2 separate regions of the Homo sapiens genome follow, and region 1 is linked to region 2. A link is an interaction called in ENCODE POLR2A ChIA-PET data of the cell type or tissue named here. Cell type or tissue: A673. All regions are shown on one strand. Region 1 overlaps IGSF9 (immunoglobulin superfamily member 9). Region 2 overlaps SLAMF8 (SLAM family member 8).

The links. ChIA-PET counts read pairs that join two places held together with the same protein. Peaks named below come from ENCODE experiments on the same cell type or tissue, not always from the same donor. Only the 100,000 strongest peaks of a DNase experiment are listed, where the experiment ranks them.
Region 1: POLR2A ChIA-PET joins it to region 2 with 12 read pairs; 4 of 35 experiments call an interaction of 5 or more read pairs at or near these places.

Annotation. Positions count from the first base shown.
Region 1 is chr1:159,931,234-159,935,233 of GRCh38, reverse strand. It overlaps IGSF9 (immunoglobulin superfamily member 9), which reads left to right. Exons shown (of 21, transcript NM_001135050.2): 7 at 412-553; 8 at 664-809; 9 at 902-1,044; 10 at 2,582-2,722; 11 at 3,306-3,422; 12 at 3,631-3,781; 13 at 3,973-4,000. Among named protein-coding and RNA genes, the nearest start is that of TAGLN2, 7.7 kb to the right of the region's middle. RefSeq lists an enhancer at 1-256. In A673, a CTCF peak has its summit at 2,403; a DNase peak (open chromatin) is centred at 2,333.
Region 2 is chr1:159,830,262-159,834,261 of GRCh38, reverse strand. SLAMF8 (SLAM family member 8) reads right to left here. Exons shown (of 5, transcript NM_020125.3): 3 at 1,081-1,386; 4 at 893-1,000. Among named protein-coding and RNA genes, the nearest start is that of SLAMF8, 5.4 kb to the right of the region's middle. In A673, no CTCF peak of the experiment used is centred here; a DNase peak (open chromatin) is centred at 2,391; H3K27ac peaks cover 620 bases.

The DNA of each region.
Region 1 (4,000 bases), 100 kb before region 2:
GGAGCCTGGAGTCAGGGGCTGCTGCAGCATCTTGAGGTGAGGTATTGGGCACCTGGGTTAGGGCCAGAGACAGAGAAGTAATTCAAGAGGTGACAAGCAGGGATACAAATGGTAAATGAGCAGAGTTAAACTGACTCCCCCAAACACACACACCATTCCTAGGCAGTGGAACTGCATGAATGGAGTTGCTCTTGATGGAACAGAGAGAATTTGGAAAGAAGAATGGGTCTCAGGGAGAGGATGAATTCTTGTTACATACAGGGGGAAGCTTCTGCTTCCACTCCCCAAAGCCCTGTAACAACGAGCCCTAAGATTCCAGAGAGCAGAGCTGGGAAGAGTTGTAGAGGTGACCTCAGGGTTCTGGGAAGACTGTGGGCTGAGGCCACCTTCCTCCCCTTGTGCATCCCACAGGACCCCCAGTCATCGTGGTGCCCCCCAAGAACAGCACAGTCAATGCCTCCCAGGATGTTTCATTGGCCTGCCATGCTGAGGCATACCCTGCTAACCTCACCTACAGCTGGTTCCAGGACAACATCAATGTCTTCCACATTAGGTGGGGTCACCCTCATTAGGAAGGTGGAGGTGGGGAATTCACAAACAGTCTCTGAAGAGCCGCTTGGCTGGGCAAGGCCTGGACCCCTCCTCACACATGCCACATTGCAGCCGCCTGCAGCCCCGGGTGCGGATCCTGGTGGACGGGAGCCTGCGGCTGCTGGCCACCCAGCCTGATGATGCCGGCTGCTACACCTGTGTGCCCAGCAATGGCCTCCTGCATCCACCCTCAGCCTCTGCCTACCTCACTGTGCTCTGTAAGCCTGACCCCAGCTTCTCCCTCAGCCTGCTCCCTTCCCCTGGGCCAGGCCAAGCCCCTCTCCCCCAACTTGCCACTACTTTCCCCCAGACCCAGCCCAGGTGACAGCTATGCCTCCTGAGACACCCCTGCCCATAGGCATGCCGGGGGTGATCCGCTGCCCGGTTCGTGCCAACCCCCCACTGCTCTTTGTCAGCTGGACCAAGGATGGAAAGGCCCTGCAGCTGGACAAGGTACAGGCTTGGGGCAGGGGAAGGAGGGTCTTAGCTTGGCGTTATTCTGCTCAGGACAGCAGGGTGGAGTTAGCTCGGTTTAATTCAGTTCAGTGACTGGGGACACACATCTTTTGTGAATTTAATTTGTGTTATAAGACATGTTGCATAGGAAACTACTTAAAACCCCTGAGGAAAAATTTCCATGGTTTAAAGTGGTGGTTTTGTGTCTTCTTTGGGGAAAGAAGAGAGATGATCTCTGGGGAAAATGATGGCAAAGAGTCAAGAAGGAGAACTGAAGTTTCTTTCGTGTGATGACTGGGAAATTGTGTGTCCCGGGGGAACACACACTTCTTACCAGGTGCTGTGTGGGGTAGTGGGTTGAGGGCAGGGGCAAGGAGGCATCCATCCTTAAAGTGGGCACCATCTGGGCAGAGGACAGCAACACTGTCTGGAAGGCCAGGGATGGAGCTCGTGCCTTCCTCTTAGGGTGGTTGAGGATAGACCAGCAACAGATTCTGGGACTTTGGTGATGGGCCTCAAAGAGGACACAGTCATTCCCTTGCAGAAACCAGGGTCAAGAGGCAGGAAGTAGTATAGTACGTTTATGGAATCATGGATCGTCCAATTGGGTGGGAGCCGGAGTGCCTGCAGGGACATGAATGGTGCAGAGAAAGCTGGAAAGACAGGTTAGCATCAAAAGGAAGAACTGGATGCCAAGTTACTATTGCCTCATTCCAAGGCAATTGGGATCTTTTGTCTGCAGAGACTATAAATTTTTGAGGCCTAGTATTGCATCTTTTCATCATAGTGTACCTGGGGCTTCTACAACAATAGTACTCAGTATATCTTTGTTGAATATTTAAGAAAAAAGTCTACAGGCAGTTGGAGCCACTGGAATTTGTTGAGCATTGGTGTGATAGGATCAGAGCTGTGATCAGGGGTTGAGCTTGCCCAGTGGAATGTAGCGGGAGATACTGGACATAGGAAGAGGGGTTCTGAAGCTGCTGAAATGGCCCAGGTGAGAGTTATGGAGTCTGATTTACAGAGGACATGAAGATGAATGGGCTCATGCTCTGACAAAAGGGACTTCCCAGGATGACTGGCTTAGTGAGTATTTCACCAGGGGGAGTGAGGGAACGTGAGGAGGCAGACTTCAGCAAGAAGGATGGCGGGCCCTTTAATAGAGAAATAGGAGCTGGTTTTGGGTGGAAGACTCTGAACTTAGTTGTGGAGTGCTGGGAAGAGAGCCAGGTGAAGTCCCAGCAGGCAGGAAGCCCCACGCGGCCCAACTACAGGGGTGGCCATTCACAGTGTATTTTCTGTGAGTGGCACCCCCTGGAGTTGTGCAGTCACAGCCTCACACTATTGGGAGGGGTCCCTCTGCAGGAAGGAAAGGAAGCACTGGAAATCAGAGAGGGGTCAGGCCTAGACATGGAGCTGCTGGAGTCTTCTGCACAGCTGTGGGTTTCTCATCCTGCCCCCTCTCTTGTACTGCCATCCCGGGCTTGTCTCTGCTGAGCTCCTCTCTCTAGCTGTCATCTTCTCTTCCTTCCAGTTCCCTGGCTGGTCCCAGGGCACAGAAGGCTCACTGATCATCGCCCTGGGGAACGAGGATGCCCTGGGAGAATACTCCTGCACCCCCTACAACAGTCTTGGTACCGCCGGGCCCTCTCCTGTGACCCGCGTGCTGCTCAAGGTTAGGCCGGGGGTGGGCGGGGGCCTGTGGTGACAGTGGGTCAGATGGCTGGAGATGGTGCTAAGGCCAGGCTGATGGGGGTGGGGTGGGGCAGACACATGGGGAGGGGTTTCCAAGTTTGTTTCCCATGGTGGCCACGGCAGCAGCTGCCTGATGCCATCCCAGAGGTTTCTGCAGAGGTGGTGCTCGGGAGGTGGGACATCAGTCACACACATCCAGAAGTAAGATATCCTGTTTGCCCCAACTCTCACTAACCTTGACCGTGCTGCCTCCCTCTCTGGGGCTCTGGGAGGAAGAATGTTCTGCAGAGGTTTGTACATCTCTGAGAGTCCTGCCTAAGCCTGCCAGCCCTTACTACACCACCATTTTCCTCCAGCCCCTACCCACTGGGGAACAGAAACAGAGCCAGAGAGGAATTGAGAGATGGAGAGAGAATGAGGTAGAGACAGGCTTGGTGAGTGTTTAGCTAGGGGGAGTGAGGGAGAGTGAGGTGAGACATGGCATGACAGGGAGCACAGAGAGAGGGAGTAGCCAGCCTTAGATGTAAGAGAGGGCCCCTCCCAATGCCAGATCTGGCTTGCAGGCTCCCCCAGCTTTTATAGAGCGGCCCAAGGAAGAATATTTCCAAGAAGTAGGGCGGGAGCTGCTCATCCCCTGCTCCGCCCAAGGGGACCCTCCTCCTGTTGTCTCTTGGACCAAGGTAAGGCTCCTGAGCCCGCTCTGCCTGTACCCACGCCCACTACACCCCTGCCTCTCGTGCCCCAGCCATTTTGTGGGAGGGAGGGTGTGGGAAGGAGAAGGCTGTCAGAGGCAGGGTGGGGAGGAACTGGAGCTGCCTGGAGAGATGAGGGGCGCCTTTGGTGAGGGGTGGCTGCGTGTGTCCTCAGGGCTCACCAGTGGTTCTGTAGGTGGGCCGGGGGCTGCAAGGCCAGGCCCAGGTGGACAGCAACAGCAGCCTCATCCTGCGACCATTGACCAAGGAGGCCCACGGGCACTGGGAATGCAGTGCCAGCAATGCTGTGGCCCGAGTGGCCACCTCCACGAACGTCTACGTGCTGGGTTAGTGGCTGGAGAGAGGGCCAGGGGCTGGGAGAAACTACTTGGGAATCGTTTTTGGAGGCCCAGAAAGAGGATCATGGGTGTGGGACCCCTGGGATGATGATGGGTGAAGGTCAGTGGCCCTGGGGCCCCTGCTACTCTGTACACTCCCTCAGGCCCTGACCACCATCCCTCCATTCCCCCCTGCCTAGGCACTAGCCCTCATGTTGTCACCAATGT
Region 2 (4,000 bases):
CTTCTGGGACACACCCACCATAGTGAGGGCTCAGTGACTCCTCCTTGCTGACTCCCTTTCTCCACCTTGGGACAAGCCAGCTCCGACAGCCTGGCATGGAAATGACCACGGAGCCCTGGTCAGTCGGGTAGTTCTTTCAGGGGCAGGGCATCCTGCGGCAGAGGAAGGGACTGAGCTGTATGTAGAGCTTAGAACCAGGTCTGATCTTGGAGTTTCCCCTTCCTTCCTCTTCTCAAGAAGGCAACCCTATCAGCCACTGGCCAGGGAGTAGCTTATCTTAGGGAGCCATTTTGTAGAAATCTCAGGCAAGAAGGGGTTCGGAGTCATTTAGACTCCCACTCAACAATGTTTGTCGATACCAGCTATGTTTCAGGAAGAGTTGTGTTCTGGGAACCACTGACATGCCCAGTGTTGACCCAGCATCCTCCTTTTAAGGGCTCAGAATTCAGTGGGGAAGTAAATGTAAGTAGTTCTCTGATTGGGGTAAGCAATGGAGATTGAAGAAAGGATGTTAATCAGCCTGAGTATTGGGGCAATCAGGGAAGGCTTTCTGGAGCAAGCACACCTTGAAGACTGAGTATGAGATAGCCACATGAAGGGGGGAGGCTGGGTGGGAAATCATGGAAAGTGTGTTCCAGGCAGAGGGAATACAATGTACAAAGGTCTGCAGATGGATGTGAGAGAACAGTTCATTTGGAGAACCACATAAGAGACTTCAAGTAGTTGAGTCTGGTTGTAAACCAAGATATGAGCTAGAGAAGGCCAAGAGATGAGGTGGGAGAGGTAGGAAGGGGCAGACCATCTGAAGCCTAAATAGGAGGAGGTCCAAGACCCCCTCCTCCCCAGGAACTCCACTTCCTCCACCTACCTCCTGCACCTGCAGGACTCCTACCTGAGCAGGGGCACCAGTGCCAGGCAGAGAAGAGAGTAACCAGCATCAGGAGCAGCGAGACAGGCACCACCACCAGCAGCACATCTTTGTAGGAGGCCTTCCCTGGTGCTGAACATGGAGGGGTGGGGTTAGAGGTGGACTTGATGCTTCATAAGCCCTCAACCACTGACTGCTGGCCCTTAGCATACCTGCCTCATGATGACAGCTATCCCAGGGCGTGACTGTGGCCAAGTCCCAGCTGACAGGGTTGGAGACAATGCAGGAATAGGCCACATCTCTGTCTCCTGGTCCCAGGGAAATGCTCAGCACCTGTCCGTCTGTGAAGAGGCTGTGTGGTTCCATACCAAAGTCCATGGTTGTCTCCCGTCGCCAGCTATAGGTTATTTCGCTGATGTTGGGGGCCCAACAGGACAAGAAAACCTGGCAGGTCTTGGAGGGCTGAGCATCCCTTTCTACAGCAATGAACACTTGTACCACGGGCCTGGGCACTGCATCTGGGAAAGAAAAGTACAGCTGGTATGGGTCTCAGGGATGCTGGGCAGGGCCCACATCTCTGGCTCTGGGATCTACCCAGGGTTAGATGCCACCTCTGGCTAGGCCTCTCTTGTTCCAAAATCTTGTCTGGCTTTCCACTGCCCACAGGACAGAAGCTGAATTCCTTAGCTTGATATTCAAAACCTTTCAGGAAACGATTCATGCCCATCTCTCCAGCTGTACCTCCTGCTGCTTCTCCCTGCTCATCCTAATTAATTTGCAGTTTTCCCAAACATGTCATGCTCTTGAATATCTTTCATGCTTTCACATAATTCATCTGCGCACACAGATGCCTTTCCCTTCTTGTCCTCCTAGAAAACTTCTACCCATCCTTCAAGGCCCAGCTTGAACACATTGCTTAATGCCTTGACTGTGAAGCCTTCCCAGGCATGGCTCTGAGCTCTCCAAGCACTCTATCTCTTTTTGTAGTATTTCTCTCACAATATGTCAGTCAGTCAACAAGAGATGACAAGCATTTATTAAGTCAGGCAAGAAAACAAACACATTCCTAGCCTTCTGGAGCTTACAGTTTGGTGAGAAAGACAAATACAAAATGATTATGAATAATTAATTAAATAATTATGAGGGTGCAAAATGCTGTGAAGGAGGGGCCCAGAGGTGGGGGCTCTGTCTTGTTAGCTTAGTAAACTTAGCTCTGTAGTGCTGGCAAATAGTGGGTGCTCGATATCTGGTCACTGAACAAACTGATATCCTGGTGTCCTAGCCATGGATTCCCCTTTCTATACAGGTTGATGAGTAAATCCTGAGTCTCAGTGGAAATGAGGCCAGTGGGAGAGCATTCTGGTGACAACAGGAGGGCTCAGTCTCTGACAGCATTCCAAAGTCAAGCAGAGAAAAACCTCGTTAATGCCAGTTCAGTCTGGTGGGATTTGTGATATGAAAGAGAAATGATTTGCTGGGCACACTAATAGTATAAACAAAGATTACAGGGGGGATATTTACATCACTTAAGAGGACAAGCTGCTTCCAAACACGATCAAGCACAGTAGAAACACCCATTGACATTTCTAGTAACTGATCTGCTAATTCAAATCGTTCTTATCTATTGTCAAAGCAGAACTCCTAAGGACGGCTGCTTGGCAGCTTCGTGCAATTAGTTCTAATCACGCTATGTATTTGGAAGCAATAAAACAGCAATTTCCTTAAAATCTGTAATTCAGCTGCTGAGAACAAGGCATTTTAGAGCTTAGTGGTGTGGGTGCTGCATGTATTATCACATTCAATGTCCTCATTTCACATGTGCGGCAGCTGAGACTCAGATCAGAGGAGGGGCTCCAGGGCTGCCTGTATGGTGGGGTAGGTTATTCACTACACAAGGACATTGGGCTAAGGGGGGTCACAGGGTAACAGGTGGCAGGGGGTGGGGGGTGCTGAAATCCAGCCAGCACTCTGCTTGCCAAGATGAGGCTCAGGGCTGCGTGCATCCAGAAAGGCACCTTGCAATTGCATCGGCACCCTGAGTGGCTCGCCCAAGGACAGCCAGTTAGCTGTCTCGGGGGGATTCAAGACATCTCCCCAATTTGCTTACAATCTTTATCTCCCTCATGGCTACCCTCTTCCCAGCTGCTACCTCTGCTTTCCATTCTTAAATCTGGACTCCCCTCTCTTCCACTCTATCTAAATTTCTAAGGTTTTACTGAAACAGTGATTTAGGGTCACCCATGCCTCTTTTCTAGCCCATTAGGTAGATAAATGAGAGCTGAAAGCCACTCTTTCTTGACCAGAAGACAAATGATGAAGGTGGTGGAGGTGGCTGTGGTGGAGGTGGAGGTGGAGTTGTTGGGAAACAAGGCCCACGCAGCCCCCAGTCCATGCAGCCAACCGAGGTGCTGAATGTAGCTGCGCGAATGGCTCTGCAGACCCATGCGAAGCAGAAGTCGCACCCAGCTGGGCCTGCCAACCCACGGAATTATGAGAAGTAAACATCGTTGTTGTTTTCAGTCAGTAAGTTTTGGGATGGTTTGTTTTGCAATGATGAATGACTGAGAGAACCCATGAATCATATATAGTTAAGATCTCTCTAAGAAGCCCTTTTAAGAAATGTGTAAATTCTATACTTTTAATTACAGTTTCATTATAATTTGATTTTTAAATAAACCCATTATGTCATAGTTTAGTATGGTACATCATTTTTTTTCCTTTAGACTAATGACACATAGTCTACACAGACTACATAGACTACATAGACTAGTGGCACATCTTATAGTCTATGATGATCCTTTAGAACTGAGGAAGCACAGGCCAGGCTCTGTCCTGGATGCCACTGCAAATGCCACTGCATTTCATCCTGTGGGTACTCTACATGGTAATATTACAATGCCCATTTACAAAGGAGAAAGGTGAAGGCCAGGGAGGCTAAGCATTGTGTCCAAGGCCACTGAGCCAAGAAAAGACTGAGCTAGAGTTCAGGCAAGCACTGTGAAATGGCAAAGCCTGGCTGCTGCAGCCAGGAGGAATTTTCTTAGACGTGACTGCCAGGGAGCAGCTGTTCCCTGAGTCGGCAACATGGTCAGAGACCAGAGCTTTCTGGAACCCAGCTCTCCCTGGCTGCTA